Linked DNA regions of Homo sapiens: region 2 is linked to region 1. Evidence: chromatin loops called from intact Hi-C (ENCODE). Cell type or tissue: endothelial cell of umbilical vein. All regions are shown on one strand.

Region 1 (8,000 bases):
CATCATTAAAACACTGGTTCCTTGTATATTTCTCCTCATTCTTGTCAGCTGTTGGGGAAAATATTTTCATGAATTATTTTTGAGCCTATCTAAATGTGAAAAAAAAGTGTACACCAAATAGAATTGACAGAATAAATACTGAAATAAATATAGCATGACTATTCAAATTCAGGGGTCACTGTAGCAGAAAGAAAGCAAATTACTTTTATTTAGTCCATAAAGATAATATGAACGAAGCTCAAATCTAGGGTGTTTTTTTTTTGCCTTTAATTTTTATAAGTATTGGTTACATAATACATCATTCTTACAAATTAAAACATATTAACCCTGGGGTATACTCTACCCACAAGAAATGTTGCTAAAACTTCTTCCTACAGTTCAACCACAGGGATGGTCTAAGAATAAATGTTGACAGGCAACAAGCCTCCCTGCAGACAGTAATTAATTTCAATTTAAAGTTTTGGGGAAATAATATATTTCTTTTTAATACAGTCTTTAGATTTATAGTCAAATTTAAATTTGTGAAAAAAGGAGACTTCCTGTAATTCTTCTGGGGCAATAATGTTTTGAAACACACTCCAACAAATCCACCTTACAGTGGTACCAATTAGATAATTTGAAGTTAATATCCAAACAATCAGTCCACTTACAACTGTGAGCATAATTTCTGCATTCTATTCTTTTCTAAAAAAAATTCATCAATTCAACAAATATTTGTTTAGCTTCTACTAAATACTAGGCAATGTTCTAAAAATTGGGTTTAAAAATAGCAAGTGAGACAAGGTTCCTATTCTATGGCAATCAAATTTAGTTGGGAAGCTAATCAATAGCAAATTACACCATGGCAATAGCATTCTAGTTGAGGATACAGTTAATAAACAATAAATATCACACAGATAATAAGAGCTTAAAAAAAAGAATGAAGCCAGTTAAAAGTAGAATTGGAAGCAGAGAGAGAAGGGTTCTTTGTAGGGTGAACAGGATGGGCTGCTGTAGAGACAGCACCTGATAAGAGACAGAAGAAACAGAGGAAGTGAGTACTATGAGCATTCTAGAGTAGAGCTGGCAAAGGTCTTTAGAATGCTAATTTCAATGACACTAGTCTCTCTCACTGATTCTTTCCACAAAACATTTAATTAGGCTAATTATACAATCACATGAATGTCTTGAGTGTGATGGTAACTACAAAATAAAAGTCATGTAGACAGTAAGTATTGAGTCAGCTGTTTAGGTTTATCAATCCCTCTTCAAATAAAGCAATTTAGCTGGGTGTGGTGGCTCACACTTGTAATCTCAGCACTTTGGGAGGCTGAGGAAGGAGGATCACCTGAGTCCAGGAGTTCAAGAACAGCCTGGGCAATATAGGGAGACCCCATCTCTATAAAAATTTTTTTAAAAAAACTAGTCAGGTATGGTGGCACACACCTGTGGTCCCAGCTACTCACGAGGCTGAGATGGGAGGGTCACTTGAGCCCAGGAGGTGGAGGCTGCAGTGAGCTCTGTTCACACCACTGCACTACAGCCTGGGAGACAGGATAAGACCCTGTCTAAAAAATTTTTTTAAATTAAAATAAAAATGAATCACACATAAAACTATAACTAAAAATAAACAAAAACAACCTGAGATGAAATTAAAACTAACTCACCTGGTATGTAAATCTAATGAGATCAACAATGTATCATAAAACTTGACAAATTTTAATATCACAACTAGCAAGATTTGATAGACTGGTAGAGCTATATGGATCAAATCATACTTATTTAATGATTTAAGCAAGAAAATTACAAGTTAAACTAGCAAATTGTAGTAAAACATACAATGAGCACCACCAGTTATTTAAAAAGTGTTAGACAGCATTAGACTGAAATAAAGTGAAAGTGCTTTCTTATTCCTCTCACTTGCCATGAAATAATCTCCAGATGCTCTTTATTTTTAGAACCTGAGCTTATTTCTTAGATAAATCACTCAAGTCAGTTGCTCAGACATGGTTCAAAGCCCTTATGTAATATTTTCATTTTTCTCCCTTGGACATAGAGAGAAGACAAAATAAAGTTAGCAGAAAAATAAACACACAAAGAGCAACGAACTACCATATCTACATCCATAATAGCTGTCAAATAAAAATGTAAATTAAAGTCTAACAATTAAGCAAAGGACCTAATAGGGATATAACTGTTATACTCTCAATGAATTAATGATGATTTGTACATTTCTATTTTTCTCATTTGTCTTCAAGCATTTTCTTTTGAATAAAGTCAAATGATGTGGTTAAAACTTGAAGAATATCATAAGGCCGAGCACAGTGGCTCACGTCTGTATTTCCAGCACTGTGGGAGGCTGAGGCAGGAGGATCGCTTGAGTGCAGTAGTTTGAGTCCAGCCTGGGCAACATAGCGAAACCCTGTCTCTACCCTGTCTCTAATACAAAAAAATTGGGGATTGATAAACCTAAACAGCTAACTCAATACTTACTGTCTACATGACATTTATTTTGTAGTTACCACTGCACTAATTAATACAAAAAAATCAAGGATTGATAAACCTAAACAGCTGACTCAATACTTACCGTCTACATGACTTTTATTTTGTAGTTACCATCGCACTCAAGACATTCGTGTGATTGTATAATTAGCCTAATTAATACAAAATTTAGCCAGGTGTGGTGGTGCATGCCTGTAGTCTCAGCTACTTGGGAGACTGAAGTGGGAGGACTGCTTAAGCCTAGGAGGTGGAGGTTGCAGTGAGCGGAGATGGTGCCACTGCAATTCAGCCTGGGCGACAGAGTGAGACTCTGTCTTAAAAAAAAAAGATTAGTATTAATTAATATTATTATTATTATTATAGTTCAAGGGACTCAAGTAGGATTTCGGTGAAATCAGGATAAGCCAGGCTGGGCCAAGTTCAACCTGGGAATGCAAGTAGACCTACACATACATACATACATAGGTTCAAGTCAAGGTCAGATGTCGAAACATAGTTATTTTAGACAAGGACACAGGGGAAAGTCATTCTAAAAGGTACATTTAAAAATGAAATATCAATTTGCTTTGTGAAAGAACAGACTTGGCTTTGTTTAAAGCCTGGACTCTTTGAGCAAATACTACCTCGACGCAGCTAAGATTTTCCTCCCCTAAATTAGTTGGAGATCATAAACCCTGAATAATAATCTAAACAATGAAACTTTACTAGAGTGCAGTCATTTCACTTTATGAGGAAATACAATGTCTGAATATTTAGTGTGTGAATGCAGTTTATGTAGGCATGCTGTCCCAACCTCTGGATGCCCAGCTGGCCCTCTCTCTGGGAAATGGTGGGGCCACAAAGCAGCCGGTGTGGGGCTTGTCTCGTTTTTCTGCTGGAAGTTTAACTATTGTCTCTCCTTGCAACAAGAGATGAGCCCAATGCCTTTTCTATCTTTATGATGGAAATTAAACTACAGAGTTTTATCTGTGACAATGTCAAAATATTTTAATCCATCCGTTCATTCAACAAAATGTGTAAATAGCCAAGCATGACTCTACACAAAGAGAAATATGAGATTCATCTCAGAGTAGTTTTGCTAAAATTTTATCTTACCAATTAGAAACTATGATAAAAGTCTTCTATTATAGTTATATAGTTACGAAACTCTATTTTTACTATAAAAGTAATCAGTTGCATGCAGACTTCTCATAGATCATGGTCATAATGCTTCCACATATTTGTGAAAGCCAATTTTCTCTTTTTCAGTTATAGATTTAATTGTCATAACAGTCATTTATTAGTTCCATTTTATTTTACTTTTTTTGGTTGAGAAAGTAACCTTTGAATTAGGAAAATAATTTTATTTAATAAAAACAGGAATAGTTATTTGAGTTTTAAGTTAATACTGTTACTTAGCCACTAGGCTATGCTAAGGTATAGCCCATTTGTTCAAGAACACTTCTATCTTCATGCTACAGACACACACACACACACAAACCAGGAAAATAAATTCAAAAGCTGGATGTGAATCATTTAACCATTCAAAACATAGCTGGTAATTTGTTCAATAGATTTATCTAAGGGTTAGTTTCTATAATTAGTTTAGATGACATATTCCAAAAGAATAAATAAACTCAAGTTTTTGCTAAATATACGTCTTGTGGTAATGCCCAGTTTGGTTTTAAAAGGATGGAATCATAGTTATGCTTATTTGATCCAAATTAAATATCTATTTTCATTTACATGTAGTTAGTCCTACTTAAATAAACTATAATATATAGTCGTGGACTGATTAGTTATCAGAAACATGAGCTTTAGATTGGATGCATTTTACCTTCTGGTTTAAAAAAATAGTCATATTAAAATGCAACATTGAGAACTAAACACCATTTATTTCATTTATTTTAGGCATTTTTTTACATTAAAATTATGTTCTATTCTCAATAAACTGTGTTTAGAATCTTTTAAGGTTCCATTTGTGAATAAAGCTTACTCTCATTTGTATTACTTTTCCCTTAATACTCTAGGGAGCACAATATTACATTTTCACCATCATTATTCACATTAATATCTATCTCTGATTATACACTGTGGGAGGCATTGAGAATTCAAATAGGTCTAAGAAACTTAGAGTACAGTTGAGAACACACAGAAAAATATAAATAACATTGATAAAAATATTTTTTAGGGGCCATAGATAAGTGATAAATGAATAAAACAGAGAATACATGTTACAATAGTTCACGCAAGAAAGATCTATTTGACGTCCACATTATTAAAACAGAGAATAGGTTTTTACTACTGAAGTCCTAAAGATTTCAAAGTCTAAAGTGCTCTGAAGATAAAAATCCATTATCCTCCAATTTATTTTTAATCCACCTAACAACTCTATCTGTAACAGGAGTTTGCTATATTTTAAAGATAAATTAATATTTTTAAAACTTGACTTGTCTCTCAAAATTATTATCCATCTGTTAATTATTGATTATAGGAGAAATGATTGACAAAACACGATCCAGGCCCAAAGCGAAATGCTATTAATCTACTATTCCTGTTATGTTATTGCTTTGGTGTATGATGGAATACTTGGAAGAAAAAGATTAACTTACTTTCTCTTCTTAAATGTAATTAAGTGCAGTAAAATCCATTGATGAAGTACCTCAGAAAAAGACGAATATAGCTATGCTGTAGGTGAAATGTTTGCCAATACATGTTTACACACAGGTGTATTATTCAAAATGTTTAAAACTGTTACCACATGGGTACTGAGAAAACAGAACAGATGCTTAGGTTAAAGCACCTCTAACTGTCCCTGTCCATAGGGAGCAATTACTATTATAGCATTGCTGAAAATGTTTAATTCTTCTAATATTAGTATTAAAATATTTTAATTGAACCACTATTTTGGAATATGATATTCTTAATTCTGCTACATAACACACTATCTTAGCATAACATCATCACAGATAATTTTCAGTTCTAACATTGCTTCAATGTATACATCAGAAACTGAAGAGATATTTAAATATCTGGAAATGCCTGTATCTCTTAGCAATGTTAGATAATTGGGCTATGAGGCATTTCTGGTCCGTGTCCTTCAGTGAGTTCCTGAGCTTTATGGATTAAATTAAGAGACGATGATATATCCTCTTTAGTCTTTTCCTTCACCTTTAGTCTTGGGCAGAAGGCAATTGCAGGCCTTTCTAGGGGTACTGATTTAGTCAAAGAGATGTGATAAAAACATACCCTACCCCCAAATCAAGCCTTGTAAGGGGTCTGGATTGTCTCACCTATCCTGGAGTATGCTAAACCAAGGAACTGCCAGGTAAGAGCAAGGGTTTCTTCCCACTGGAGCTAAAGGTTACAGGACCTGCCCTATGCATGTTCAGTCTTTGTTCTTGAGACAAGCTGAAGGTCCAGGAGTATTCACCATGGCATAGTACTGGCCATGGGTAAATTAGGGTCATCTCGGCACTATGATAGGTTCCTGTTTTTTTTTTTTTTTTTTATTATTGTGCCATTCATCAAAAGAAAAAGGGACTGAGTGAAAAAGGGTAGAGAAACAACTGCAGTTCCTGGAACATACTGTGTTCTTTTATGTGTAACTCTACTAGTCTCTAAGCACTTTAGAGCACTAGCACTCTCTCTAGTCTCAAAGCACTCTATGACAGTTTCACTGAACTTGTCATCATCAGCTAAAACTCCTTCCAGGACTCCCTGCCTTTGTACATGCTGTCATGTAGCTGGAATGCCAGTTCTCCCACTGTCTACCTGATAAATTTATCCTTCAAGTTTTATCTCAAAAGTCAGGTGTCCTGTGAGACTTTCATTCACTATACCTGGCAAAAATCAGGTATTATTTCTCCCAGGTTCCCATTTCTGTCTTACAGCACTTATCACTATCATAATTATTTGCATACAAGTCTGAATTCCTGACTAGCCAGTTCCTATAGGCCTGCAATAATATCACATTAAAGTTTGTCCTAGTTGGAAGACAGTAGTGCTCAATACATGCCTGCTGCATAAATTACTGGTGAGCAGGTAGATGGATGCATGAATTAAATATTAAATCCCAGATACTCCATGTGCATTATAATCTGAGTCATAGTTAGACTTGACTTTACATTACTACATTAAAGATGCATAATGTTGTTTATCCAAATCATGGTTCCATTTCTAAGAGCCCACCCTCTCATGTACTTTTTCCCTTTGGTGAGGTCTGTTCTGACACTGCACATGCTGCCTACTAAACCAAAAAGCAATACAGTCCTTAGCACCATCCCAACTGTAATGTATACCTTGGGTTTCCCCCTGCCCAGAGCCTAACTTTGTTTCCCCTAATGGTCATCTAAAGAATCCTCCTCATTTTTTGAATCATCAGTTCGCTCCACCCTGATGTTAGTGATTGGGCCCTAATGCCAGCAGACTCTGCTTGTTACAAGGATGCACTTTCTTAGACCTCTATGTCTGTTGCTACTAACTCAGGGTAAGCCACTTCAACAACTGCTTTTCTCCATAGTAAGAAAAATGGCCCCTTTTCTTTCCTAATGGCTAATACCCCTATGCTGGGATTTGGCCATAGTAAGTCCAAAGTGTTATTCTGAGGAAGTCCTGGATTTTTGGCAATTCATTTTATTCAAGAGTTCAGACCTGTTTCATCACCAGCTGCAACAGACAAAGAACCTTGGCAGAGATGAAGGCTGACTCTGACCCCTGGTGATCCCCAGGAGACAGTCCCTGCATTTCTTCCCCAGGCAACAGTAGCAGTTTTCTCCAATATTGATTCAATTCTCACTCACATGTTTGGATCAACACTCATATCCCTCTTGTTAAAATGTATATAGCCTCGTTGGGTTACATCTACACTATGTTTTAGTTTTTATACAGTCTATGGAAGTTTAACTATTTCTAGGAACCTCAATGCTAAGCTTGTTTCAACTATTATTGTAATTTGAAGAATGTTTCTTAGAAGGTATCAGTGCCCTGGTGCCCTGTATCAATATGACTGATGAGTAATACTAACACAATCAAGTTCCAATATCGTGGTAGCTCGCATACAGTTATCTTAACTAAGGACTCATGTATTGAGCTATAAAGCCGTCTATGGGTATAAAAACATTGAGTAAGATAACTTACGTATGTCACTTTTTGAGAAAACTCCATGTGAAAGCCTGCTATACTGGTTCTCTCACTAAACTGACAAAAATAATACACTGAAATGAAATTCAATAATTCAGGAAAAAAATCCTCAAATTTATACTCACCCACTATGCTTCATATGTGCTGGTTTATCCATTCGCACTGCCAGTTTGATTTTTAAGTCAGAATCCTGGCTATTTTTTGGAACTACCATTCGGTGTAATTCAGCTGATTTGGAGCTATTAGAAGTTGGGTATAATATCACCTGTATGGAAAAAAAAACCCACATTTAAACGCATGATACGGAGTGTCTATGGGTTGGAACTAAAATATTTTCTATGTTTTCCTGTTTGAAAAAATGATGTCAACACCCAAATGTATCCAATAAACAATTTGAC
Region 2 (8,000 bases), 500 kb after region 1:
GTTTGGGAAGTTCTTTGTTATTATCCCTTTGAATAAACTTCCTCTTTCTCTACCTCTTTTTTAAGGCCAATTATTATTATTATTATTATTTTGCTGTTTTGTTTTGTTTTTTTGAGACAGAGTCTTACTCTGTCACCCAGGCTGCAGTTCAGTGGCATGATCTCAGCTTACTGCAGCATTTGCCTCCTGGGTTCAAGCAATTCTCCTGCCTTAGCCTCTTGAGTAGCTGGGACTACAGGCATGTAGTCCAGCTAATTCTTGTATTTTTAATATATATGGGGTTTCACCATGTTGGCCAGACTGGTCTTGAACTCCTGACCTCAAGTGATCAGTCTCCTTGGCCTCCCAACATGCTGGAATTACAGACATGAGTCACAACGCCTGGCCAAGGCCAAGAATTCTTAGCTTTGCTGTTTTAAGGCTATTTTCTAGATCTTGTGGGCATGCTTCATTGTCTTTTACTCTTTTTTCTTTTGTCCCCTATGACTGTGTATTTTCAAATAGCCTGACTTCAAGCTCACTAATTCTTTCTTCTGCTTGATTAGTTCTGCTGTTAAGAGACTCTGGTGAGTTCTTTATTATGTCAATTGCATTTTTCAACTCCAGAATTTCTGCTTGACTCTGCTTAATTATTTAAATCTATTTGTTAAATTTATCTGCTAGAATTCTGAATTAATTCTCTATGTTTTCTTGAACTTCATTGAGTTTCCTCAAATCAGCTTTTTTGAATTCTGTCTGAAAAGTCACATATCTCCATCTCTGCAGGATTGGTTCCTAGTGCCTTATTTATTTCATTTCGTGATGTCATGTTTTCCTTGATGGTCTTGATGCTTGCGGATGTTTGTCAGTGTCTGGGTATTGAAGAGTTAGGTTTTTACTGTGGTCTTTATAGTCTTGGGTTTGTTTGTACCTCTCCTTTTTGAGAAGGCATATCCAGGTCTTCAAAGAGACTTTGGTGTTGTGATCTAAGTTTTTTTTTAATTATTACCATAGCCATATCTGCATCAGGGTGTACCCCAAGCCCAGTAATGCTGTGGTTCTTATACACTTGTAGATGTACCACCTTGGTGGTCTTGGGCAAAATCCAGAAGAATTTCCTCGATTACCAGGAGAGATTCTTATTCACTTTCCTTTCTCCCAAACAAATGGAATCTCTTTCTGCTGAGCTGCCTGGAGCTAGGGGAGGGGTGACATAAGGATCTTTGTGGCTATCACCACTGGGATTGCACTGGGTCAAACCTGAAGCCAGCACAGTACTGGGTCTCACTCAAGGCCTGCGGTAACCAGTGTCTGGCTACTGCCTATGTTCACTCAAGGCCCCAGGGCTCTATAATTAGCAGGTGGTGAGGCTAGCCAGGCTTACGCCCTCTTCAGGGTGGCAAGATCCTCCCGTCCCAGGGCAGGTCCAGAGATGCTGTCCAGGAGCCAGGGCCTGGAGTTGAAAAATTTAGGAGTCTACCTGCTTCTTTATTCTACCTTTGCTGAATTGGCACCCAAGCCACAGATCAAAGCCCTTCCCACTGTTTTCAGCTCTTTCCACAAACAAAGAAGTCTCTCCCTGTGGTCACCACCACCCCAGGCCTGTAGCACGTACTGCCTGGCTACTGCCAATGTCCTCTCAATGCCTAAGGACTGTTCAGTCAGTCTGTGGTGAATGCTGCCAGTATTGAGTCTCTCTCTTCAGGGCAGTGGGCTGTCCTCTGACCCAGGATAGGTCCAGAAATGCCATCCAAGAGCCAAGGCCTGGAAATGGAGACCCCAAGATCTCACTTGGTGTGCTACCTTAGGGGTCCCCAACCCCTGAGCCATGGACTGGTACTGGTCCATGGACTGTTAGGAACTGGGCCACACAGCAGGAGGTGAGCATCAGGTGAGCACGCATTACAGTCTGAGCTCTGCCTCTTGTCAAATCAGTAGCAGCATTAGATTCTCATGGTAGCTTGAACCCTATTGCGAACTGTATATGTGAGGGATCTAGGTTGTATGCTCTTTATGAGAACCTAATGCCTGATGATCTGCACTGGAACACTTTCATCCAGAAACCATCCCCCCACCACCCCAGTCTGTGGAAAAACCGTCTTCCACAAAACCAGTCACGGGTGCCAAAAAGGTTGGGGACCACTACTCTACCCACTGTTGCCAACCTGGTATCTAAGCTGCTGTATAAAGTCTCCTTTACTCTTCCATCTCCTTTTCTTAAGCAGAAGGGATCTCCCCATAGCCACCAAGCTGCGCATGTGCTGGGTCACACCTGAAGCAAGCACATCTCTGAGTCTCATACAAGGCCCTGGAGGAGTACTGCCTGTTTATCATTGGTAATTATTCAGTGTCCAAGGGCTCTTTAGTCAGCAGGTGATTAATCCTGCCAGGCTGGGTCCTTCCCTTCAAAGCAGCAGGTTCCCTTCTGGCCCAAGGTATGCTTAGAAATGATTTTAGGAGCTAGGACTTAGAATGGGGGCCTCAGTACTCTTCCTGGTGCCTTATCCTAATGTGTCTGAATGGTATACAAGTTGCAAGACAAAGTCCCCTTTACTCTCTCTTCTCTCCTCAAGTGGAAAGACAGAGTCTCTCCCAGAGCTCCAAGTTATGCTGCTTGGGGTTGGGGGGGCGGGGGGCAGTACACAAGCACTGATATGGTTTGGCTGTGTGCCTACCTAAATCTCATCTTGAATTGTAGCTCCCATAAGTCCCACGTGTCATGAGAGGGACCCAGGTGGAGATAATTGAATAATGGGAGTGGTTTCCACCTACGGTGGTGAATAAGTCTCAAGAGATCTGATGATTCCATAAATGGGAGTTCCCCTGCATGAGCTCTCTCTTGCCTGCTGCCATGTAAGACATGTCTCATTTCCCCTTTGCTTTCCACCGTGATTATGAGGCCTCCCCAGCCATGTGAAACTGCGAGTCAATTAAGCCTCTTTCCTTTATAAATTACCCAGTCCCAGGTATGTCTTTATTAGCAGCATGAGAACAGACTAATACAAGCACTTCCTTGGCTGCCCAGCTGATGTCTCACTAGGTTGTGTCCCCCCTAAGTCTACTGGCTCTGAGGCAAGCACAGCACCAGGACTTGTCCAGGAATTGCAGTCCTTGTGGCCTAGACTGCCTTTCAAGTTTATTTAGGACCCCAGAGCACTTAGCCCTCAGTGGCAAGGCTTGCTGGAACTCAGGCTCTGACAGCTGACTCCCATTTGGATAGGGCTTATCTAAATGCTCCCTCTGCAGGTGCCAGCTGAGTTCTGCTTGGTGTTGCTTTCTACTGTGACAGGGCAGCACTGAGTTCCAATGAGAAGTCCCACAATCACTGTGTGTCCCTCTTCCAAGCACATAGATTCTCTCTCTGTGTCATGTGGTTACTGCTAGGAAACAGGAACGGGATGATGTTAGCAATTCAAGACTGTCTTTCCTACCATCTTCTGTTCCTCTTTCAGTCATATCAAGTTAAAACCAGGTACTGTGATCACTCATCTGATTTTTGGTTCTTATGAAGGTGCATTTTTTGTGTGAATAGTTTTTCATTTTAGTGTTGTGTGGGAAGGATGATTGGTGGAAGATTCTATGTGGCCATCTTTCTCCACCTCCAGTCCAATCTCTGTGGCTAATTTTTAATATGAAGTTTAAATTTTTAATAGTTCTTAAATAATTTTACTTTTACCACCCTGATTATAACTATAGTCTTACAGTATAAGGCTTTAAACCACTTGCCTCTTATTTGAGAAAACAAATATTTGGCTTACTTGAAGATCTGCACATCCATGGTATTTCTAAGGAAACTATTACATCCTGATTTCTTCTTCTCATTAAGACAAAAATCTTTATATCCCTGAAAAACAAGAAGGTTTATTATACCAAGGTAGATGTATCTTCCATGGATTTGCTATTCTCAAGTAATTTGCTATTAAAGAATGTATTGCTGAAGAACAATTGGCAGTATCTATCAAAATTTAAAATGTATCTCTTTTAATCCAGCAATTACACTTCATGCGTAAAGTAACATATGTACAAGGAAATTCACTAAAGCATTGCTTGTACAAGCAAATTGGAAAAATAACTAAATGTCCTTCAATAGGGGAGTGATTCAATATATTATGGTATATCCACTTTTATATGGACTGATCTGGAAAGACTTTTAATATATAGTAGTGAAGAAAAAAGGTACAAAATGGGGTTTATATTATGCTACCATTTATATTAAAAATCAGAATATGCATATATAGTTTCCAAAGGCATACTATTTCTCTAGAAACATATAGAAGAAACTGGTTAAAGTCTTGGCTCAGAGGAAAGGGCCTGGTAACCAGAGAAGAGAAAAGGGATTGGGATTTACCTTTCACTGTTGATACACTTCACTTTGTGAATATTCTACCAAATGCATGCATTATCAATTAAATAACAAAAAAAGAATTTCAAAGGTACCATATTTTTATGTAAAAAGAATAAAATTCATATGTCCATGACAAAGTCTCAACTAGTCAGTTTTGCTAGGCTGCATACAAATTATGTGACAAAAGATTAATCCCAGAAAATTGATCTCTGAACAGTTACTAGTCAGAAGTTCATGTTGTTGTATAAGAAAACTCTAAATTTTCATAACTTTATCAATTCTACTAATTTGGAATATAATGTATCCCAAAACTAGATCATATATACCTTCAAGTCATTGGTTATTTTTATTTTTTAATGCATCAAAAATATCTACTATTCTCAGATACAGTGGGAGGTCAAAATGTATTTATCGATTGTGCAAGAAATTAGTAATGGGGTTTAGAGTCTTTAGTAATCTCTGCTTCTAGCTGTGTGGAATAAAAATGTAGTCATTTATTTCAGTGCCTGTGAATAAAACTTCTTTAAGCAATTGAGTGATCTTGAGAGTTATTAGTTATTAACAGGATTTATTGAGTGTACTCCTCAAATAGGCCTCTAGATATATTCATAAAACTATGAAATAAAGATGGAATTTTTGGTGTTAAGGTTTATAATGAAAGTCATCTAGAGGCAATTCATAAAAGCAGGTATTGAATATAACCACACATGTACACCTACATCTAGTTTAGGAGCTCGTTTAGTTTAGAAAGAGGAATGAAATTCATGTTTCTCTTACCTTGGTGTGCTTATCTTCCTTAACACCCTCTCATTACTCTTCATCCTGTATAGGTACTTCTAATGATGCTCTGGAAATCTTGAAAGGTCTCAATAAATCCTTATTGAAGAAAAGAATGTGTAGGGTCTATCCTTCCTTATGACTTACGGTTCCAGTAAGCACTTTAGGATATACCTTGAAGGGATTGATTTTTATGAATTGTTTTGCATGAGGCCTTTTATGACAATAGAAGAGGGAAAAAGTGCCAAAAGGGCTCTGGAAGGAAGGAAGAGAAAAGGAGAAAGTGCAGGGGATGATGTGATATATAGCTATAGCCAAACATTCTAGGTGAGAAGGGATGTGCAGAAAAGAAGAATGAACACATGAAATGGTGCAGCCACACTTCTGTGAAAACGTTAGTGTCCTATGGTCCCAGTGGTCCTTTCTAGGGAAAACCTCAATGGCAAGAAATGTGGTGGAGCAGTGACGATGTCTTGCAGAGTTGGAATTGTTTGTGAATATAATGGAGATTCATAGGACTCCCAGAAACCATTGATGCAAATCTACAGGAGCTGAAGTTTTAGTTGACAGGTAGAACAGAAATGAAATGAGCTATTATCATTACTCTGTTCTCATCAAAATCATAGCATTGGTTGTTATAAATGTAGATAAGGCATATTAAAAACTTACATGAATGAATTCAGTAAAGAAATACAACCATGTGCATATATTCATGTCAACTAGCTATTTTTTCGGAATCAAAAAATATTATCTTGCTATTTTGGCATGTAGTCAGGATAAGCATACTGTTGTTTGATTAAGTGTTAAAGTTCACAATGAATAAATATCATCTTTGCAACTAAACTCCATGGTATTTTCTTACTAAGAATGTTTTTGTACTTACAAGAACAGATGTAGTGATAAAAGAATCCCAAGTTTTTCTAAGTCCTTCAATTAAAAAATTCTAAACCTAGAATATACATATGTGCATGTATTTATGTGTGTGTATGTGTGTGTATTCTTTTATCTATAAAATGGGAATAAGTAACATTTATAATATATGTTGAGTTCCTAAGTAAAATCATTTTCCAAATGTAAAATGAGTTGCTTTCAAAGCATTGGTGTATTTTTTATGTTTTTCTTATTTAATCATCAGAAATTCAATGTTTACTTGAATCATCAAAAAATTATTTCAGATGGCAACTGACATTTTCTCATATTAAAAAAAATAAATCCTTGAGTTGACAGACATCCAACAGTAGGAGGTAAGCCTTGAGCTGACAGTTGCTTCCTCATATGGACTTTTAATTACAGAGTCAGCATGCAAGCTTCAGAAGCCCCCAGGAGTCAGCAGCAAACATTGACTTGTGTGCAATACATTGCTAGAACTGTAATAGGAAAAAGTGTGGCAATTAAATGTGGGTTTTAGTGAGGGCATTCAGTGTATGTATCTGTTCTAGGACCATGAGTCTTAATCTCATGTAGAAAAAAGGCTATCATTTTATCTATTCAGCTTTATCAGAAAATGGGTTGTTTTCCATAATTAAAATTTTATAATAATTGAGGCCTAGAATTTATTCACTGGGATATTTAAGCCATTTAGATATCTAAGCCACATCTTTTAAATGTATATTGGTATTTCCCTACCTTTTACACAGAGTATTTCGACCAAAATATAAACTTCTCTTACTCTGCTAAGTTCCAGTGATAAAGTTGAATTTTTGAGGTTTTATTGTGATTACAGTGAAACTCTAGTTTTTCCAGCTCTGCATCTTACATCAGCCATTCTTTCCCAACACTAGCATTTAGCACAACAGTCATGCTGGTCTTTCTAAAAGGCTGTTTTATGAAATCTAGGTACAAAGATGACTGAGTTTATTAGGGTAAATCAATTATTTCCTCATTATTTTAAATCAGTGGGCTTTTATATGAGGCTCAAAAGAAGACTTCTGTCTTCATGGACTCAGCATTTTATTATTGCCATTTTTCTAATCAAATCCCAAAATATTCGCAGAGCACCTGTTATATGCCAGGAGTGAAGGATGTTGCCAAAGATGTGTCAATCGGATGAGAAAAATGCCGCTGAACTCAATACTTTGGGAAATAGGGAGTATGGGTTTTGCTATTTCTCCCCAGGCTTTCCACATCCATGGGCACAGTCAAGAACTCTTATTTTCAAAGATTTTCTATTGTTTTCTGCATCAGCAGAAGATTATATATAACCTCTCCACACTTGCAATTTTAGAATCATCGTGTTTTCTGAGGCGTGTCACCCTTTACAAGTCCTTACACCCTCCTGGGTAAAGTCTTGAGCTGATTGTCTAAAGTATCTATATGTAAGGAAGCTTGTCTGTGAGGTTCACATCTAAAGTCTTAGTTTTTCTGTCAAGTTTATCTCCTCCATATGCCTGCTAAAAAATAAAGTTCCTACAAAAACTTGGATAGATCACATTTAGGAAAATATATATGAATAGTAAATACATGAAAGCAGATAAGGAACTTTTGCACAATCAGCCTTAAATCTTTGATTGAATAAAGCAGTATCAACTAATATACAAACAGATACCCCTGATCCTACAGTTCCCCCTGACTCTTCCATTTTCCCTTTTAGGAAGACTCAGTGGTTCAAACCTTGGCTCCTTTTAGAAGCCCCACTCCAGCACAATTCAGTTAAAATTTCAAGGGTCCTCCTCTATTAATATTAAAAAAAATTAAGCCTTCCCAGGTGACTCTAATTTATGCCTGCGGTTGACACAACTGAGTTAGATTGATTTAAAAGGGACGATAAATAGACACTGTTTTGGCAAAAGCCCATTCCAAACAGCCATCTGATATCTTACTTAATCTAATCTGAGATAAGTTCATTTAAACAGAAAGTTGAAACTAATATAATTTCAAATAATCTTTGGAATATGTGTAA

Evidence for each region. Hi-C counts contacts between places; a loop is a spot of excess contacts. Peaks named below come from ENCODE experiments on the same cell type or tissue, not always from the same donor. Only the 100,000 strongest peaks of a DNase experiment are listed, where the experiment ranks them.
Region 2: a loop joins it to region 1, with 2.9 times the contacts of the local background. A loop is called at or near these places in 1 of 110 quality-filtered maps.

Annotation. Positions count from the first base shown.
Region 1 is chr7:122,546,823-122,554,822 of GRCh38, forward strand. It overlaps CADPS2 (calcium dependent secretion activator 2), which reads right to left. Exons shown (of 30, transcript NM_017954.11): 8 at 7,728-7,867. The region is part of intron 3 of LOC105375481 (a long non-coding RNA gene); the gene reads left to right. Among named protein-coding and RNA genes, the nearest start is that of RNF133, 150 kb to the right of the region's middle. In endothelial cell of umbilical vein, no CTCF peak of the experiment used is centred here; a DNase peak (open chromatin) is centred at 3,979.
Region 2 is chr7:123,051,715-123,059,714 of GRCh38, forward strand. No RefSeq gene overlaps it. Among named protein-coding and RNA genes, the nearest start is that of TAS2R16, 60 kb to the left of the region's middle. In endothelial cell of umbilical vein, no CTCF peak of the experiment used is centred here; a DNase peak (open chromatin) is centred at 3,217.